Regions from separate parts of the Homo sapiens genome. Here region 1 is linked to region 2. A link is an interaction called in ENCODE POLR2A ChIA-PET data of the cell type or tissue named here. Cell type or tissue: A673. All regions are shown on one strand. Links, peaks and the distances in the headings refer to the core of each region. The heading gives the core; the rest is flanking DNA.

Region 1 (10,384 bases), core at 1,179-9,178, 240 kb after region 2:
ACTCAGTATTAACCATCACAGATGGCATTCTAATTCTAATTTATTCTTCATTCATCAGTCGGAATATCTTACAAAGAGATGATTTTGATCATCTACTCTTTGAATACCCAGGGGTACCCAGTTTCTGATTCTTTCTCTTTATTTATAGGTTTTCAAAACAATAAATTGGTTCCCTATTTTCCTCCATAAATAACCAATTAGATTAAGTTATTATGAATTAATCTATTTAAATATATTTGATGAGTTCCAATCAATTGCAATTATTACCCATGTTGAAGCTCAAATTGTCTCATCGTTAACCAGTGGGAGCCCCTTCAGCACGATTTCTGAGCATCTTTGACATGATCTTAATCATCTTTGATAGCTTCCTCACTACCTAGTATAAAAAGATGTACCAGGCTCATCTTATATATGAAATCACCCATTTCTCCAAAATCCTTATTTTTTTAAAGTGGATTCTATTTCAAGACTGTGATCTAAGAATCTGGGTTGTTAGAGGGGCTCACTGCAACTGGGTTGGTCATCGTTTCTAAATCTCAGTCTCTCTCTCTCTGACACACACACGGACACACAGACACACACACACACAGGCACACACACACACACACATTCCTACCTCAAAATACATCATGAGTTAATACTGATACTTAGCATTCAAATTCATGATGACAACTTTTTATTTTAATCTGAACTTTTTCTATACTAACTCTGTGTCCCCTTTCTTTCATACCACAGGTTATGGTTCCCAAGAACACAGGAGATGACAAAATAGGAATACCCAAAATTTTATAATTTATGATTTTATAATTATAAAATCATTTACCTATAATTATAGGTAATGGTACCACTTTACCTGTATACCAGTGCAAAATAACAATATTGTTACTACTACCCCCAATATAAATACTGAGAAGAGTTAAACATTTGTGCATATGCTCTTCCATTCTCCCTCTATTCTTTTAAGAACTATAGTCTGTCTACATTGCCACAGCTTACAGTCATTAAATCTACTGTTTCTCCCTTTTAACCCACATTTTGCCTGGTTCTACAAGTAACTATGTGTTTAATGCTTGCCATCAGTCCTTAGGCTGTTGTTTCTCTAGATATTTTGATACCTGCAACTTATTTTCAGTAGATTGCTGGGAAGGACCTTTGGGAACAATATTGCTTGAATTCTATCATGTTGGTAACAATTTGTCAATGATCTCTATACTTGAAAGTCAGCTCTGCTGGATGTAAAATCATTGGCTTGCATTTTTTCCTTTGGATATCTTAAATATGTTACTCTGTTTTCTTCTACCATAAAACATTGTTATTGACAAGTCAATAATTATCTAATTTGTATTCTTTTACAAGCCACTTGCTCTTTTTTTTCTAGATACCCAAAGGACCTTTTTTTCTCTTAAACTTCAATAATTTTACTAGAATATATCATAGTGTGGGTCATTGTAGGTCAACATTCTTAGGTCTGTAGTGTGCTTTTTCACAATGTAATTTCAAATCCTTTTATTTCAGGAGTGTTTTCTTGAATTATATTTCTTAGTGTTTGTTCTGCCCTCTTTCTCTGGATTTCTTGTTCCAGAGACTTCCACTATTTCTATGTTGGACGTTCTTTGAGTATCTTCGATATTTTAACTTGGTTACAAATCCTCTTTATCTCTCTTTTCAATTTCTTTTTTGACTTAAAATTTTTTCAGCTTTTTCCTTTCTATCTCTGAAGACATTATCTGTCGTGTTTATTGCTCTTGCGTTCCTTCTAGCTTGATATTAATTTTTGGGATGGCTTTTATCCTTTATATCTAATTCTTTCCAGAGTCCTACCACCTAATTTCTGAGTTTTTTTTTCTACTTCTGATTTAGGTTGTTCTTTATGTTCTGTATGATTTCCTTCACTTTTTTTTTTTTATTTTTTAGATTTTAGAAGGTTGCAATTTTGATCTGTTCTGTGGACATGTCTTCCTGGCACACTTCTATTATCCGAAGGGATGTAATTCTACTTCTTATTATCTTTTATTCTTTTATTTATTTATTTATTTATTTTTATTGAGACAGAGTCTCACTCTGTCACCCAGGCTGGAGTGCAGTGGCACCATCTTGGCTCACTGTAACCTCCATCTTCCAGGTTCAAGTGATTCTCATGCCTCAGCCTCTCGAGTGGCTGGGACTACAGGTGTGTGTGCCACCATGCCTGGCTAATTCTTGTATTTTTAGTAGAGACAGGGTTTCACCATGTTGGCCAGGCTGATCTCAAACTCTTGACCTCAGGTGATCTGCTGCCTCAGCCTCCCAAAGTGCTGGGATTACAGGTGTGAGCCACCATGCCTGGCTCTTTTATTCTTACAATAACTTTGTGTGGGCTTTAACCTCTATGCCTTTCTTTCCTCATTTTTATAGAAAATTATTTTTTCTTGAACTTTTAGAAGAAAGCGTTATTCACTGTGGCTTTTCTCAATTCGCAGAGCTCCCTCTTTCATTGTTTCTTACAGTGTTCCAAAATAACATGACTTTGTTATTTTGTTCCAAAATAGCATGAGATTTTCTGTCAACAGTCCTCCACGCCTGTGTTTATCTGGATCTTCTCTTTCCCTTTATTCTCAAATGTCTCTATCCTGTTAGCTTTTCCGCCATGGGTAGCAGTTTCAATGTGTAGTTTAAGACCTCCATGCATTGGGCCCTGTGCTGAAAGGAGCTCTGGCTGATCAGTTTTGAGGGTTCATATGGGTCAGACCTTACTATGACCTCTATATTCACCCGCTATTGGAATGAGCCAAACCTTTTATAGTTGTAGCTATTGTTCTCGAATTGTCTTATGGTACTTTTACAAATACCTGTTGTGTATTTTGGGGTCTCCATTTCTCAGGTCAGTCGGATTCCCTGTGCCCATCCTGTACTTCTCTCTCATAGAAGCCGATACCATGCATATTTGGTGTCATAACGATAGTTTGTCCCCACTCATTTGTATTTGAGTTTCATAGGGGTAGCTTGACATAATTATCACTCTTGTCCATGAGTCTTTGGATTTGCTACCTAGTTGCTTTGTCTATTTCTATGTAGGAATTTGGAGAGATTGGAAAACCATATAACCACTGTCTCCATCTTCAAAAAGCTTTTTGTTTTTAACCAAAAGCATTCATAGATGTATTCTTTAATCAGAAAATTATTTTAGTACACTGCACATGTGATTTGCTTTACGAAGATTCTATTTAATACAACCATTAGGGAACCCTTCTGCATTTTGACTTATATTTTCTTTTTTATAATTACGACTTTTCGTTTACTTAAAAATTTTGATAAATGTATGTGTTTCTTTAAAATAACTATACAAAAAGGATAGTTTTTTTTTGTTTTGTTTTTTAAGATGGATATATCGGAACATAACCCCACCATAAATTAAAGAACATCTGTATTATGTAAAGTTGCATACAGCTAAATTGTTATACAAGTTTGTGCTGAGAACAAATGAAACAAAACTTTGCACCTGCTGGATGTTTGACCTTGGGAAAATCACTTCACTTCTTAGGGCTTCCTTGTTCTCATTTGTGAAATGAAAGGTCTGGGTCAGATATGATTCTAAGATATGTTCTTAATTCTACTCCTAATTAGCATTTGCTAGTATGAAACAATATTAAGCACTGAATGGCTTGTAGTAAAAATGGAAATTTAAATAAATCAATAAATAAGCCATCTCTTGAAATAGCCAAGTTAGCTTACCCATTAAAATCAACACAGCGGTGGTTATTTAGCTGTGATCAAGTTATAGACTGGCAGTCATTTTTTCCCCTTAGGGAAAAACCATTAGAATGATCTTCAGCTCTTACTTGCTCATGGCCCAGCTTCAGGTTAACAGTCTTCTCCCATATACCTGGGCCTCTGATTCCTCTGATTAGTGAGACAGCAGCTGTGATGTTTGGGAATCAAAGCTAACATGTTTACTAAGCACAAGGTATTCACGTACACTATTCAGTACAGTTCCCCCACAGACCCTAATGAATAGAGGAGTAGTTCTCACTGGCTGCTCAATAGATGTGTCTGGTGGGTTTTAAAATTACTGATGATTTGGTACTTACCCAGACCAATTGAATCACAATCTATAAGGATGGCTTAGGGATAGGTATTAAAAAAAATTCCTATGTGATTTTAGGAGGGTGGGGAACTACTGGGGTGAATATTGCTAAGCCCTGCTTTATAGATGATTGATTGAGTCAGTTACCCAAGATCTGAGGATCCATAGCTCATAAGTGAAAAAGCCAGGATGTAGACAAAGGTATGTCTAATGCCAAAGTGCATGAATATCCTTAACTATTAAGCTGAGCCACCTCCTCAGAATCTGTTTCATGAGGGCATGAAACCATGTCTACCTCATTTCCTACAGCACTTCCAGTGTACAACACAGTGCCAGGCACATGCTGGGTATCTAATAAACATTATTGAATGAATGTATAAAGTAGATAAGCTAGTCCACCTTGAATTTTATTTGATAACATCCACAGGACCCTGTAATAACACACTGAGTTTGTTGAGGGTGTGACTGGCTGGGGCCGGTGTTATGGGTGGTAAAAGAATTTACCAGGACAGTTATAGGTAAAAAAAGGCAGATTTGATAAAGTTCGAAGATACATTGCAAGGGTGCAACAGGCAGCACAGCAGAGAAGGGGCTGTCTGCAAAGAGGCAGGGGCTGGAGGGAAGTTTTATGGGGTCATATTGGAGGGGGTACATGCAGATAAGGTATGCAGATCAGGTCCTGCTGCTGGGGTCTACATGTGAATGAGGTATTTGGAAACAGCATGTCTGCAGGTTGTCTGTGATTAGCAGTTTCTCAGAACAATTATTCTCTCCGACCTGGGGCCCCTTCCTTATTGTTGCTCGCTTATCTTATTAGGACTCCGCAGGGTTTTTTGTACATTTGCCTTTCTATCTCATCCAAAATGCCATCTGCCCAGTTCTGGAAGCACTTGTCTGAGATGTCCCCTTACTCAGCGGCTCCATTAGCTCTTCAGCTCCACCTGCTGATGCTTCCACACAGGTTGGGCTTTCCCAGCTTCCCTTGAAGGGAACACAGGCCAATGTAGTGTTAGGAGGCCTGTGAAATCTGTCGTTTGAAAAGGCATTCTGACTCTGCCACTGAATGAAGAATTCGCAATGTTGATCACCCTTGCACTTTATTATCTGCATCCCTATCCCTCAATATGAAGGCTTCCATAGGCGTCCCTGATCACTATGAAGACTAAGGCAGGGAAAGGAAGCAGATGGCTTGGGCTATCCCATACTCTGACTCCAGCTTGTCAATATTACTTGTTTATTTTTAATTTTTTACTGGAATATATAATATACACGCAGAAAACAATGTACATATTTCACAGTTACCTTTTGCAATGTAAACATGCAGAGTCAGATCGCGTGGGTAACATTTAGCAAGATGAGTGAGTGATTGCTAAGAACAATGTGGAGCAGAGTGGATTTTGAATGTAAATGCATTGTTATGTGGAGCCTTCATTACCTCAGTTGCTGCTGTTGCATGGGCAGCTTTCCCTCAGGATCCTGGAACAGGAGGTCAGTATGGGCATCAGCTCGACTAGGAGCTTTCATCTTATCTACTGAGTGTCATTTTTTTTTTTTTTTGTCTCTAACCATCACATGAGTTTCTAACTGGAGCCACAGCCATGACTGAGTGTTGAATGGCATTTCACTCAATGGTTCACATATTCACAAGGCACCTGCCAACTTCCCCAGACCCTTGTCCTTTCCCAGACTCAAGTTAGGCACTAAAACCAGGGTTCAGCACTGGTTTAGAGCATGAGTGAACATTCCTAATTTTCGACCCAATTCAGATTGGTCTAATTTTACTGCTGTATGGCTCCAATGCTGTGAAAATTGTCTAAAACATTTTCAATTCCTAGGAGGTCTTCACTGTCTTCTCAAAGTTATACTTTTTATTTCCTTCACTGGAAGGCATCTTCTAGTCCTCTAAATACTAAGGGGGAGTTTAAATTATTTTGGCAGTAGTCAAGTTTTGCAGATCAAATATTATTTAAAATAAACAATATTTTAGAGTGGAAATAATTTTAGAGCTTGCCAAATCTGGGTTAAAATCTTCCTCCCCATTCTTTCTGAAACAGTCATTGTGGATAATACCATATGCTTTTTAGGCTGTGTGATAAAAAAACAAAAATATCAACCCCTTTTCCCTCTGTACTACTGTATGAGAGCACATTTTATGTTAGTAGAACTTGGCAGAGTCCTTAACTCTCAATGAAACTGAATGCATTGGGCAGGCCATCAGCTGGGGAAAAAATTAACAGATAAGACATTTTCATTAGCTGTATTTACACAGAATGGAATTGGATATTTAGCCTCTGCTCTTTGATACTTGTTGCTCTTACTTCATTTGTGCTAGCCTTACTCTGCCTTTGTTCTCAGAGTTTGAATAAAAGCCTTTCCTGAGTGTTTCAGTATGTGGTGGTTTAAGGAGTGATCTGGAAAAAGGCCTCTTGCTTGGCTTTGCCATTTTCTCCTCTAGCTCTGTTTCATTAGGGGGTTCTGAGGGGGTGGCCAGTGAGAACAAGAAGTGGAGGGGCCCTGACTCAAACACAATAGAGTGTGGAGATTTATTTCCTTCACTTTAATATAATAAACCCCTCAGGGTCTGAGTTAGCACCATCATTTTTCCTTAGTCTTCTATGTGAAGGCTGCCATCCCTGTGTGGGGAGATTAATGCCTCCTTTATTATAAATAATCGGGATGAAGGAATTCATCAGGGATGCTTCAAAATTTGCTGGGCTTAGAAGTTCTCCTACAGGTTTGGAACTCAAAAGCCAAAGAACTGAACATACAAGACTCTGGTCCTGAAGAGAAAAAGCCAACGAATGCTTTATTATAATTCTCTCTGTCCTGGGATAAGAAATGCAAATTACTCAGTGTGCTTTGAAGTCCTTCCTTAGCAATGAGAGAGGGAGGCTGTCATATCTCTGTTGTTGTTGCAGTTGTTGTTGCAGAGGAGGCTGGTGTGGGGCTAGAGAACAAGGAGCAGAATTGACCATAAAGACTGACCATTGTAATCTGAGTAGCTTAGTACATCATGCCCATGCAGTCCAAGACTGTTCCTGGGACTGGAACTATGGCCATTCCTAGTAAGTCTGTCTGCTGAGTGCATGACCTGCAGAAGTCTTTGTGAAAAGGGTCCTTGCGTTTTGGCCTGCTGGGCTGCTGTTTTAGATATGTCCAAGGAATTAGAACTATATTACTTTTTTTCTAGAACATGAGGACACACAAATCTCACCTTTTGCCTTTCTCTCTCTCGTTTTCCAGTTCTTTCTGAAACTATTAGATCACTGTGGTCTACATGGACGTGGGCCTCCCAGATCCCCCTTGAGGAAGGAATGTCACCCCAGCTGCTATGAGTGCCAGCTCACAGCCCCTTCATGCACTCCTCAGCAGCAGGGAGCCACCTCACCTGAGGGCAAGAGGTTCACAGGGCAGCCCATGTCCAGGTAAGGCAGGGACATAAAAGCCCAGCCATTTCAGCCCGACACACAGCTCTAGTGGCTAATATTCATTTCGGAGCTGCCCTCTGGTTTAGCTGAGGCTTTGTTGGACTTAACTTTGAAGTTTGACTTCTCCCACTTCCCGATCCTGCTCCCTCTCACAGTTCCTGAGCCCAATAAATATCTTGTACTCCCAACTTCATCTCAGTGACAGCCTCTGAAGAACTCTACCTTCAGTGACTTCATCTCCCTGATAGACTCAGCCTGCTCGGTAGCCTGGTAGAGTTCTATGCTCAGACTTCCAAACTTTACTCTTGATATGTAAACAGTGAGTTTTAGATTTTAGAAAATGCTTTCTTTTTTCCTTCAACAAATCTTGGCTTTTAAAACTGTTGCCCTCTGTGGATAGAAGGAAAAAAATTGCATTTGACACTTGAAGTTGGGGAATGACTCCTTTGTTCTAGGCTGTGTTTGGCCTTTACTTGAAGCAATGAATGCCATTGATTCAATGCGTGGGTAGCCATAAGGCAAAAGGAAATGAAAAAAAAAAAAGTTGGAAGGCATTTTGAAAACATTATCTCCTTTATATCTATATGAAAGAGTTTTGTAAACCCCAGAGCACCAGGCAAATGCTGGTTGCTACTGATGGCAGAGCACTGCGGCAGTGCACTGAGCCCTGGGCTGGCCGCCTCTTAGTCTCCCACAGCAGACCCTGTTATTCCGCCAAGTTTGGGGGTCTGGAAAGTGTGGAAGGGATGAGGCAGCAGCTATGATGGTGGGATTGGCTGTTTTCTAGCTATAATCTTTTTATCTCAGCGCCCCCCCGCCTCGTGTCCTGGGCTTTCTGCCCTCCTTTTGACGCATGTGCTTATTTTTGTGGCTCTGGAGGATCTTTCTAATGAGATTTTCCTCCTGGATACAAAGGGAACAAGAGGTTTCATTTCAAGGGCAGGCTGTCCTTCTCCGCCTTCTGTGCTTACCTTTTGAGCATGACTGCACAGCCATTAAATCGTCCTGCATGTGGACTCACACTCATATCATTGGTGTGGCCACTGGAGAACCTCAAATGAGCAGCCACCTTAGGTTTCCTTCTTAAGGGATGTGGTTTAACTGCAACATTGAGTGTCCGCACGGCACCACCCCGTTAGCAGACTTGGCTTCCCCTGCAGAGGATAGGTCAGCAAGAGAAACATGAACGGGGGCTGCCATGATGGTAGCGTCTCACAGACACTGAGCTTCATAGAGACCAGGTCTTTGCGCCTAGGAGACTGAAGCAGAGCTCAGAAGTTTCAGCAAAGTCCAGGTCTTACTCTCCTGAAGATCCACAGTTTTCTGTTAAAAAAAAAAAATCATGAAAGTCATTTGGCCCTTCTACATGGCAGAGTAGAAGTTTCCTAAAATATATTATTATTAATTATGTATATTATTAATCAAAATAGCTCTTTTGAGCATGCACTGCTCTAAGCATTTACATTTATTATGATATTTAATTCCCACAATAACTTTAGGAGAAATTTGTCACTAATATTCTCATCTTATATATGAGGAAGGAGAGGCACAGAGAAGTTAAGAAGCACCCATTCTTCTGTAGTCCCTAACTGTTCATAAGGGTTTGCTAACTAGGTTTTCAGTTACTGAGTAACTATTCATAGAGCACCTGCTGTATACCAGATGCAGTGCTAGCACTGGAGACAGAGTGCTGAGCAAATAAACATGGTCCATGTAACGTTGGAAGACAAGGATGGTCAGAGTGTGTGGATCTTGATGGACAGTATCTACATATCAGTTTTTTTGTTTTGTTTTGTTTGCAGGGGAATAAAACCTCTTAAAAGCTCAGCTGGGAGAAACCAGGTTTCTGGAACATTTCTAAAGGATGTATTATATGTGGCCCATCTTTCTTCCCCATTTCCAATCTCAGTGAATGATGCCGCCCAGGTTGTCATCTGTGACTCCTACTTCTCCCTTCCCTCACAGCATCCATCAATCACTGAGTTCTGATAACTCTGCTTCCTAAACTTCTCTTGAGTTAACTCACTCCTCTCCATATCCATCACCACCATCATCTGTTGCCCAGAGTTCTGCAATAGCCTCCTGACTTGTCCCTTGTCATCTCTCTTGCCACCCTACAGCCCGCTGTCCTTCCAACACCTGTGTGTCAAGTGGGCAGTTGAATATAGGGGTCTAGAGATCAGAGGTGCAGCCAGGCAGGCAAGGAGAAGCTGGCAAATGAATTTCAGAAACAGGGTCACTGAGGTAGTAGGAAAACCAGAGGAATGTGGTATTTCCAGAGTAGAAGGTGGGCGGCTTTAAAGGAGGGAGCAGTTAGGGGTTAAGATGAAATATGAAACATCCCCTAACATTTGCCAGCACGGAGAACATGGGTGTCTTTCAGAGACGTTTCAATGGAGTCCTTTGTGTAGATGTAAAATTGGAGTAAACTCTTAGAAGTGGAAATTAATTTTTTTTTAACTATATGTGAAAGAAAAAATTGAATAGCAGCTGGAGGGGGGATATTGAGTGAGGGAGTTGGTTTTTTGTTTGTTTGTGTTTGTTTTTACCATGCTAAACCTTACAGCATGTTTATGCATTGATGTGAATGACCCATAACTAGAAAGAGATTGGAAATGCAGCAAAGAGAGAGGAAATCTTTGAGGTGCTGGGGCTCAGGGTTCCAGAGCCTCAAGGGGAAATGGCATTTGTTGGATGAACTCTGCTTTTCCCACTGAAACGGGGAGGAAGAGAGATATAGATAAAGGAGACTTAAGGATTTGGTGGGGAGGAAGATGCATACATTCTTATCTGATGGTTTCTATTTTTCTAATCATAAAATCATTTAAAAATGTTTAATTTACATTTGAAGGAGGTTTGAGGAGAGAGACTACAGAAGATATAAGGGAATCAT
Region 2 (10,384 bases), core at 1,417-9,416:
TTCTAAGTAGAATGTTCTTTCTGATACTCAAAGTGAATGACCTTGTAGAAAAGTATTTTGTCGTATTTCCTCTCTAGCCCATGGCACATTAGAAAATAGTCACAAAGAGTTACTATCCTATGTATTGAACAATGTGTGATTCGAAGGCCAAACTCATATTTGGTTCAGACCTCAGTAGAAATTTGGGCTAATGCCTTTCATGGATGGGGAAAGGGTTTTAGACCCAGGCCAGGAACCCTGGAGTTTAGTCCTACAACTGCTATGGCTGGTTGGTGTCCTGACACCAAATACTTCTTAGTTTCCCTTTGTCTCAGGTAGTTCATTTGTAAAGATTCACTCACAATTGCAGTTCTGCAGTTTTTCAGTGTCATTCCTACCCATCTTTCTTTCTTTCTTTCTTTTTTGAGACGGAGTCTCACTCTGTCGCCAGGGTGGAGTGCAGTGGCGTGATCTTGGCTCACTGCAAGCTCCGACTCCCTGGTTCAAGCGATTCTCCTGCCTCAGCCTCCTAAGTAGCTGGGATTACAGGCATGCGCCACCACGCTCAGCTAATTTTTATATTTTTAGTAGAGACGGGGTTTCGCCATGTTGGCCAGGATGGTCTCGATCTCCTGACCTTGTGATCCACCCGCCTCTGCCTCCCAAAGTGCTGGGATTACAGGCGTGAGTCACTGCACCTGGCTTCCATCTTTCTTTCTTTTCTTTTCTTTTTTTTCTTTTTTTTTTTTTTTTTTGAGACAGAGTCTCACTTTGTTGCCCAGGCTGGAGTGCAGTGGCATGATTATGCCGCATTGTAAAACAGCCTCGTTGCCTGGGGTAATTACCAAAGGTCTGCATCCTCAACTTCCTGGGCTTAAGTGATCTTCCCATCTCTCAGCCTCCCGAGTAGCTGGGACTACAAGTGTGAGCCATCATGCCTGGCTAATTTTTTTAGAGACTAGGTTTCGCTATGTTGCTTAGGCTGGTCTTGAACTCCTGGGCACAAGCAATTTGCCCACCTCAGTCTCCCGAGGTGCTTTGATTACAGATGTGAGCCACCACGCTCGGTCTCCACCCACCTTTCTTTTGCCATCCTCTGTGCTCATTACCTGGCTTCTTAACCTCATTGTCAGACATTTGATTAATATCAGTATTGCTGAAGCTCAGCTCTAGTGATATTATTCTTAGTCCAAAACTCTTCTGTGACTGGCCATTGCCTCCTTGACGTTTAGGACCCTCTAGAGCAGATCTGCAACCTACCATTCCAGAAGAGTTACCAACAATTCCCTACATGTCCTTTATACTCCAGTCCATTGGAACTTTGGTTTTGCCATTTCTTGAATATACCTCATGCCCTCTTTGTATTTTCATGCACATCATATATGTCACACTACCTATATTTGCACAGATGCCTATATTTGTCTTATTTCCCCTGCTACAGATGGTAACCTTCCTAAGGATAACTACTACCATTTATTGACTAAATACTTTTGCCATGGACTGTGTAAGATACTTTACACCTATCATCTCTAGGTCTTCTAATAATGTAAGGTGGATATTATTAACTTTATTTTTCAGATGGAAAGGCAGACTCAAGAGGTTAGATGATGTCCTTAAGGTCACACAGCTAGCATGTCACAGCTTATGTCTTGGTTGTTTCACCTACATCATCTAGAAAAACACTAAATTGGATAAACAATAATGCTGACACTTGCCTGGCACATAGATGCTAGGCAAACACAAGTATGCATGAATGATGGTGATTCTATCCCTTAAATACAGCTAGCTCACCTTAGATAACTGCCACCAGGTGGCAGTAATTTGCCACGGCTGTACAGTCTGGTCTTATTCAAGATTCGTAAAACGGGAGAGGGGGAGAAGACTACCGAGATTATCCGACCGACTCTCTTTATTTTATGATAAAAATTGAGGATCTGGAAGTTTACTTTATTTATTGAAGATATTTTAGTTAGTAAAAGAACAGAGCTTAAACTCAGATGTAAAACTCCCAAAGTTACTATTTTTTTCATTAGATCAGGCTCATTTTTTACTTCAAAATTTGTAATTTATAATGTTCCCATATATTTTCAATATTAAAAGTATTTGTTAAAGCAGTAAATGCAATACAAATTTAACAAAAGTATTTTATAATAAAATTTTAATCGTTTCTTAGTCAAGTAATATAGTTTTCATGTTTAAAAAATGTTAAAATAGGCTGGGCGCAGTGGCTCATGCCTGTAATTAATCCCAGCACTTTGGGAGGCTGAGATGGGCAGACCATGAGGTCAGGAGTTCAAGACCAGCCTGGCCAACATGATGAAACCCTGTCTCTCTAAAAATACAAAAAAAATTAGCTGGGCATAGTGGCGCACACCTATAATCCCAGCTACTCAGGAGGCTGAGGCAGGAGAATTGCTTGAACCCAAGAGGCAGAGGTTGCAGTGAGCCGAGATCGCACCATTGCACTCCAGCTCTGGGCGACAGAGCAAGACTCCGTATCAGAAAAAAAAAAAAAAAAAAAAAAAGTTAAAATATAGATCATGCAAAAAGGAAAAAATTACCTACAATTCCAACAGCCAAAGATATCATCATTTTGATATATATTCTCCTAGAAGTTTCTTTACTCATAGGTAAACCCATTTTGAAAACATATGATCAAACCTAGACATAATTTGGTAATTTGGTAATCTTTTTTTTTTTTGAGACGGAGTCTCACTGTCGCCCAGGCTGGAGTGCCAGTGGCACGATCTCGGCTCACTGCAAGCTCCGCTTCCCGGGTTCACGCCATTCTCCTGCCTCAGTCTCCCGAGTAGCTGGGACTACAGGTGCCCACTACCACACTGGCTAATTTTTTGTATCTTTAGTAGAGACAGGGTTTCACCGTGTTAGCCAGGACGGTCTCAATCTCCTGACCTCGTGATCTGCCTGCCTTGGCCTCCCAAAGTGCTGGGATTGCAGGCGTGAGACACCGCGCCCGGCCGGTAGTTTGTTAATCTTAACTCTTCTCTCTAATCTTGCTCTCGTAGTTATTAGACTTTTTCTTTATGAGATATCCTCTTTATGAGATATCCTGGATCTTTTAGAATCTTCCCAACTTAAATGTGTTTAGTTGCCATGAAAGACTTTTTAATATTTTTTAATCATATGCTTCTTGAGATAATTCTTCCAGTGAAAATTTGTTTCAGTTATAATTTCTTTTCCATTTTTTCATTCCCTTTTCAGTAAGAAAAAGAGCAACATCAAAACATTGCTTACATACCCATCTCCAGTGGAGAAGCATCTTTTCACAAAAGGCATTTTATCTTCCCTTTTGAGAAGTTACTCCTCCCCATTTCAGCTCTCTTCTTAGGATGATAATACTAGATGGTATTTCTCAGCTAAAAGGACCAGGTCAGCCTGGCATGGTGGCTCACACCTGTAATCCTAGCACTCTGGGAGGCCGAGGCGGGTGGATCACCTGAGGTCAGGAGTTCAAGACCAGCCTAGCCAACATGGTGAAACTCAGTCTCCATTAAAAATACAAAAATTAGCTGGGCATGGTGGCGGGTGCCTGTAATTCTCCAGGAGAATCATGTGAACCCAGGAGGCCGAGGTTGCAGTGAGCCGAGATCACACCACTGCACTCCAGCCTGGGCGACAGAGTGAGACTCTGTCTCAAATAAATAAATAAACAAATAAATAAATAAAAATAAAAGGACTAGGTCAGTTACCAATAAAACTATATATTTTACATTAATGAATGGAAGATGAAATGGTTTTAAATGCTTGATCAAGAATTATACTATTATCTTTACTAGAATGTTCACATGCTTGTTAGCATGGATTTTGTGTGTAAAGTTTTCTCTATGTCCGGAGATATTCTGTGAATCTATAAATATTACTGCTAATACAGTGGTCCCTCAGTATCCACTGGGGATTGGTTCCGGGAGATCTCTCTGCCCCCTGCAGATACCAAAATCCTAGAATGCTCAAGTACCTTATATAAAATTGTGTCATATTCATAGAACCTATGCATATCCTCCTGTATACTTTAAATCATTTCCAGATTACTTATAATACCCAATACAATGTAAATGCTATGCAAAAAGTTGTTATGCTGTATTGGTTAGGCAAGAATAACAAGAGGAAAAAAAGTCTGCACGTTTAGTACAGGCACACCACCTATTTCTTTTTTCAAATATTTTTGATCCATGGTTGGTTGAATTCACAGACACAAAACCCGTAGATACAGAGGGCTGACCATCTTATAATTGAATTTTGGCCCATATGATTTTTAAATTTTTTTATTTTATTTGTCCATATGTTATTTGGGTACAGGTGGTATTTGGTTACATGAGTAAGTTCTTTAGTGGTGATTTGTGATATTTTGGTGCACCCATTACCCGAGCAGTATACGCTGCACCCTCTGTAGTGTAGAGTCTTTTATCCCTCTCCCTGCTCCCACTCTTCCCCCCGAGTCCCCAAAGTCCATTGTATCATTCTACTGCTTTTGCGTCCTCATAGCTTAGCTCCCACATATCAGTGAGAACATACGATGTTTGGTTTTCCATTCGTGAGTTACTTTTATCCTATGTAATCTGCAGTTCTGGTAACTGATAGGCGATCCCCACTACCTTAGGGTATGTAGTAGAAATAAACAGTAGGGAGAGAAAGGAAGCTGGATGGCATAGATAGTATGAACTATTGGTACCGTCCTACCAGGGAGCCCTGCTGGAGGTGAAGACGCAGGGGGAAAGAAGGGCAAGTAAGACATAGGTGGTCTGGGGACAGTCAACAGACAGTCAACACAAGGGGATTGGGGTAGGAGTTCTGCTGAGAATGCTTTCTATGTGACTACTTGGACTATTCAATACTCATTTAATTTTGCCAGTTATGTTCAAGGCCCATTAACCCCAATCTCTCATGTACTCGCTTCACAACACTCCAGGTGTCTGCATATCTTGGCCCTCCAGCCTACCCTATTCTTCCATTGATAAAATATGAAAAGATGAAAAAGAAGTTGAGGTACCAATTTCCTGCAAGGTGGGATGGAAATGGCCAGGAAGTATAGTACTGTGAAGGGAAGGTGCTATGAAACTCAGATCTCAGGCCCTGGCCTCCTTGCCCAGCCAAGCCAACTGTTTAAATAATACTATGTTGCTTCCTCTGCAAATAGCCCCACTGAAGTCAATTAATTGATGGAGCATCAGATTCATCTTTAGAAGACTTCCTGTTATTTCTCTTCTGATGTACATATAGCACCAAGGACAGGAATGAACAGTGGGCATCATTAGTGAGTGAGGCAGACTGTCAAGAAAGAAGACAACTGCCTGATTTCTGCTGGGAAATTACTAAGACTGGCAAAATGGTTACTACTATTCAATTATTAGTTAATCTGAAAATCATAAGGTCTTCTCCTTGGCCATAAGTAAATAACTTTGGTTTCCTTTCTAGTGCAGAAGAACTTGCCTTTAGAAAAAGACACTTCCCTGGTCTCCCTTTGCCCCCAGCAGGAATCTAGCAAATGGGAATGCAAAGCTCAATGAGCTCAGGAACCAAGCCTCATTAGCATAAGGCTTCCACCTCCTAGAAAACCAGTTTATTTTCTTTTTTACTTCTTACTTATAACTGTAAAGGCCCATATTTAAAAAGAAAAGAAAAATCTCAATTTAATAATCTAATCCTCTACCTTAAGAAACTAGAAAATGAAAAGCAAACTAAAACTAAAGCAATGAGAAAGAAAATAATATAAATCAGAGTGGCAATAAATGAAGTAGAGAATATAAAAAGCAGAAAAATCAAAACCACTTTTGATTCTTGAAAATATCAATAAAAGTAATGAATCTTTATCTTGACTAACCAAGAATAAAAGAGAGAAGACTCAGATTACTAAAATCAGGAATGAAAGACGTACATTGCTATTGACCTTGTAGAAATAAAAAGGATTGGCAGGGTGGAGTAGCTCACGCTTGTAACCCCAGCACTTAGGGAGGCCAAGGCAGGTGGATCACCTGAGGTCAGAAGATCGAGACCATGCTGGCCAATATGGTGAAACCGCATCTCTACTAAAATACAAGAAAAAAAAAAAATTAGCCGGGCATGGTGGCACATGCCTGTGGTCCCAACTATTCAGGAGGCTGAGGCAGGGGAATCGCTTGAACCCAGGAGGCAGAGATTGCAGTGAACTGAGATTACGCCACTGCACTCCAGCCTGGCAACAGAGCGAGACTCTGTCTCAAAAAAAAAAAAAAAAAAAAAGGAAATAAATAAAAAGGATTATAAGAACACTATCAACAAGCGTATGCCAAGAAATTAGATAACCTAGATGAAATGGAGAAATTTCTAAAAAGACACAAACTACCTGTGATGGTTAATACTGAGTGTCAACTTGATTGGATTGAGGGATACAAAGTATTAATCCTGGGTGTGTCTGTGTGGGTGTTGCCAAAAGAGATTAACATTTGAGTCAGTGGGCTGGGGAAGGCAAATCCACCCTTAATCCGGTGGGCACAATCTAGTCAGCTTCCAGCAAATATAAAGCAGGCAGAAAAATGTGAAAAAGGAAAGATGGGCCTAGCCTCCGCACCTACATCTTTATTCCATGTAGGATGCTTCTTGCCCTAGAACCCGGATTGGCTCTCCTTGCTCCTCAGCTTGCAGACAACCTATTGTGGAACCTTGTGATCGTGTAAGTTACTATTTAATAAACTCACCTATATATATATATATATATATCCATCCTATTAGTTCTGTCCCTCTGAGAGAGCCCTAATAAACTACCAAAACAAACTCAAGAAGAAATAGAAAATCTGGACAGACCAATAACAATTAAATACACTTAATTAGTAATCGAAGCTTTCTACAAAGAAATGTGCAGATGCAGATGGTTTCACTGGTAAATTTCAAACCTTTAAAGAATTCAAACAATCTTCACAAACTTAAAAACATAAGAGGGAAAACGTTCCATCTCATTCTATGAGGTCCTAATGCCAAAAACAAAGACATCACAAGAGAGGAAAAATACTATTAATTATATCTGTAGTGGGTAGAAATGTGTCCCCTAAAAAGATATGTTGAAGTCCTAACTTCCAGTACTTGTAAATGTGATCTTATTGGAAATATGGGCTTGGCAGATGTAATCAAGATGAGGTCATACTACATTGAGGAAGAGGGAAATATGGACACATATACAGAGAGACACAGAGAGGATGCCTAGGCCAGGCACAGTGGCTCATGCCTGTAATCCCAGCACTCTGGGAGGCCGAGGCGGGTGGATCACCTGAGGTCAGGAGTTCAAGACCAGCCTGGCCATCATGGTGAAGACCCGTCTCTACTAAAAATGCAAACAATTAGTCGGGCGTGGTGACAATCCCAGCTACTCGGGAGGCTGAGGCAGGAGAATCGCTTGAACCAGGGAGGTGGAGGTTGCAGTGAGCTGAGATCATGCCATTACACTCCAGCCTGGGCAACAAGAGCGAAACTACATCTCAAAAAAAAAAAAAAAAAAAAAAAAAAAGAGAGAGAGAGAGAGAGGATGCCTAATTTCAAAACTTCATAGAAGCTATAGTACTCAAGGCAGTGTGATACTGGCATAAAGACTAACAAATAAAGATCAATGTAACAGACTTGAGAATTCAGAAATTGGTCCTTATATTTATGGTCAATTGATTTTCAACAAGGATGCCAAAACAATTAGATGGGGAAATAGTCTTTTCAACAAATGCTGGAATAACTGAATATCCACATGCCAAAGAATGAAGTTAGACCTCTATCTCACACCACATACCCAAGTCAAGTCAAAATGGATCAAAGCCCCAAATGTAAAAGCTAAAACTATAAAACTCTTGGAAGAAAATTAGGTGTAAAATCTTTATGACCTTGCATTATGTAATATATGACATCAGAAGCACAAACAACATTAAAAAGATAACTTGGACCTAATCAGAATTTTAAAAATTTGTGTTTCTTGACACCATCATGAAAGTGAAAGGACACTCAAATAATAAATGAAAATATTTGCAAATCATATACCTGATCCTGGACTTTAATCCAGAATAAAAACCCTTACAATTCAAAAATTAAAAGATCATAAAAAAAAATTCAAAATGGATCAGAACTAAATGTAAAATGTGAAACTGTAAAACTCCTAGAAAATAACAGGAGAAATGGAAATGCACATTAATGAAAGAAGCCAATCTGAAAAAGCTGTATCCTATGATTCCAACTATGTAAGACTCTGGAAAAGGCAAAACTATGAAGACAGTACAAAGACCAGTGGTTGCTTAAGTGTGCTAAGCGAGGGGTAGGCAGGCATGGGTCAGAAGAGCAGAATAGATGAAGCACAGAGGATTTCTAGGGCAGTGAAAATGTGCTGTGTGATACAATAAAGATGAACACATGTCATTATAAATGTGTCCAAACCCATAGAACGTACAACAGCAAAAGTGAACCCAAATGTAACTACAGACTTTGGGTAAAAATGATACGTCAACGTACGTTCATCAATTGTAACAAATATACCACCCTGGTGGGGGATGCTGATAATGGAGGGGGCTGTGCACGTGTGTGAGGAGGGTGTATATGGGATATCTTTGCACTTTCTTTCAATTTTGCTGTGAACCTAAAACTGCTATAAAAAGAAGTGGTTTTAACTTAATTGAGAATAAGCAACTATAACTGTAATTTGAGCAGACATTTCAGAATATTATAATAAAACATGCAGAGATAGAGATGCTGAGATTTTCCAGAACTGATGAAAGATATCAATACACAGATTAAGAGACTCAGTGAATCCCCAAAAGATAAACAGTAATCTATTCCCTAGTTGTGCAACTACACTAAACCAAAGACATATACAAACACATAATCTTAAAACCAACCAGAGGAAAAAAGGCACATAACCTGTCTAGAGCTTGATTGACAACTGACTCTTTAAACTGTTACAAGAAAAGCCAGAAACTGTAGAGGTGCTGGAGGTAGGAGAGGGGAGGGGAGGGAAGGAGAAAGGAGAAAAGAAAGGATGGGAGGGGAGGGGAGGAGAGGGGAGGAACACAGGGGATTCGAAGAGAGAGAAAGAATATTCCTCAGTTCACATTATGAAAGTAGCATAATTTTGGTACCAAAAGCTGACAAATACAATGTGACAAGGGAAAAATTATAGGCCAATCTCTCCTGTGAACATTGATAAAAAAGAAGACCCTAAACAAAATATTAGAAAACCAAGTTTAGCAATAACAATAATACAGCATGACCAAGTTCGGTTGGCAAGGTTGTGGTGCATTAATACAACAGAACACTGTAAGGTAATAAAATAAATGAACTACAGCTATATGAAACATGGATAAAATCTCAATGTTAAGGAAAGGAAGCAAGACCCAAGAATTAATGAGTACATTGATAAAGTTCAAAACCAGGCAAAGCGAAACTTAGGCTTGATTAGGTTGCAAACTTTAAGGAAAAGGAAATTAAGTGTCAAAAGAATGGATACCCCTACAGGTGGCGTATGATTGAGAAGGAATGTACTCCTGGCAATATTCTGCTTGGTCACTTTGGTAATGGTTATTCAGATGTTCTTATTTTGTAGTTATTCACTATACTGTAAACTTGCTTTGTATGCTTTTCTAAATTTTACATTTCACCCAGTAAAAATACTATAATCAAACTTTATAGAAATAACACAGAAAAATGAGTCTCCAATAATCCCATTACGTTATTTTCTTTTATATGGCATATATTTTGCTTTTATTTCATTTTATTAATTTTGCTATTTCAGGGAAGTTCTATGAGTCCGCCCCTATGCCACCATCTTCCTATAGATTAAGTCCTCTAATCCTATTTCTGGTCCCTCAAGTCATATGTGACAAGGCTAATTCCATCTGAGTCCTTTTTGGAGACAGAGTCTTGCTTTGTCGCCTAGCCTGGAGTGTAGTGGTGTGATCTCGGCTCACTGCAACCCTGCCTTCTGGGTTCAAGCAATTCTCCTGCCTTGGCCTCCCAAGTAGCTGGGGTTACAGGCGCGTGCCACTATCCCCAGCTAATTTTTGTATTTTTAGTAGAGATGGGGTTTCACCATGTTGGCCAGGCTGGTCTCAAACTCCTGACCTCAAGTGATCCACCCACCTTGGCCTCCCAAAAGTGCTGGGATTACAGGCGTGAGCCACCGTGCCCAGCCCCATCTAAGTGTTTAATCTAAGGACATCTATCATATCCCAGGGACTTTCAATAGCCACTTCTTCCCCCATATTCCTCCCATTCCCGATACATTTCTTCTCTAAACAAAACATCCTGGGTCTTTCACCTAACCCCATGGACATACTCCAAATCTCTAATTTCCCGAGCAGCTTCATATCTGAGCATGTTCCTTTAAGCATGGTACACAGATGGAAACATTCCGGGTATGAAGAAATTAAACTCTCTCTTCTCTACA

The links. ChIA-PET counts read pairs that join two places held together with the same protein. Peaks named below come from ENCODE experiments on the same cell type or tissue, not always from the same donor. Only the 100,000 strongest peaks of a DNase experiment are listed, where the experiment ranks them.
Region 1: POLR2A ChIA-PET joins it to region 2 with 13 read pairs; 2 of 35 experiments call an interaction of 5 or more read pairs at or near these places.

What each region holds. Positions count from the first base shown.
Region 1 is chr15:48,107,045-48,117,428 of GRCh38, reverse strand. It overlaps LOC124903485 (a long non-coding RNA gene), which reads left to right and starts at 7,307. Exons shown (of 2, transcript XR_007064619.1): 1 at 7,307-7,488. In A673, for the core only: a CTCF peak has its summit at 5,027 (motif pointing left); a DNase peak (open chromatin) is centred at 4,998.
Region 2 is chr15:48,344,054-48,354,437 of GRCh38, reverse strand. No RefSeq gene overlaps it. Among named protein-coding and RNA genes, the nearest start is that of DUT-AS1, 17 kb to the right of the region's middle. In A673, for the core only: a CTCF peak has its summit at 1,770 (motif pointing right); a DNase peak (open chromatin) is centred at 1,817.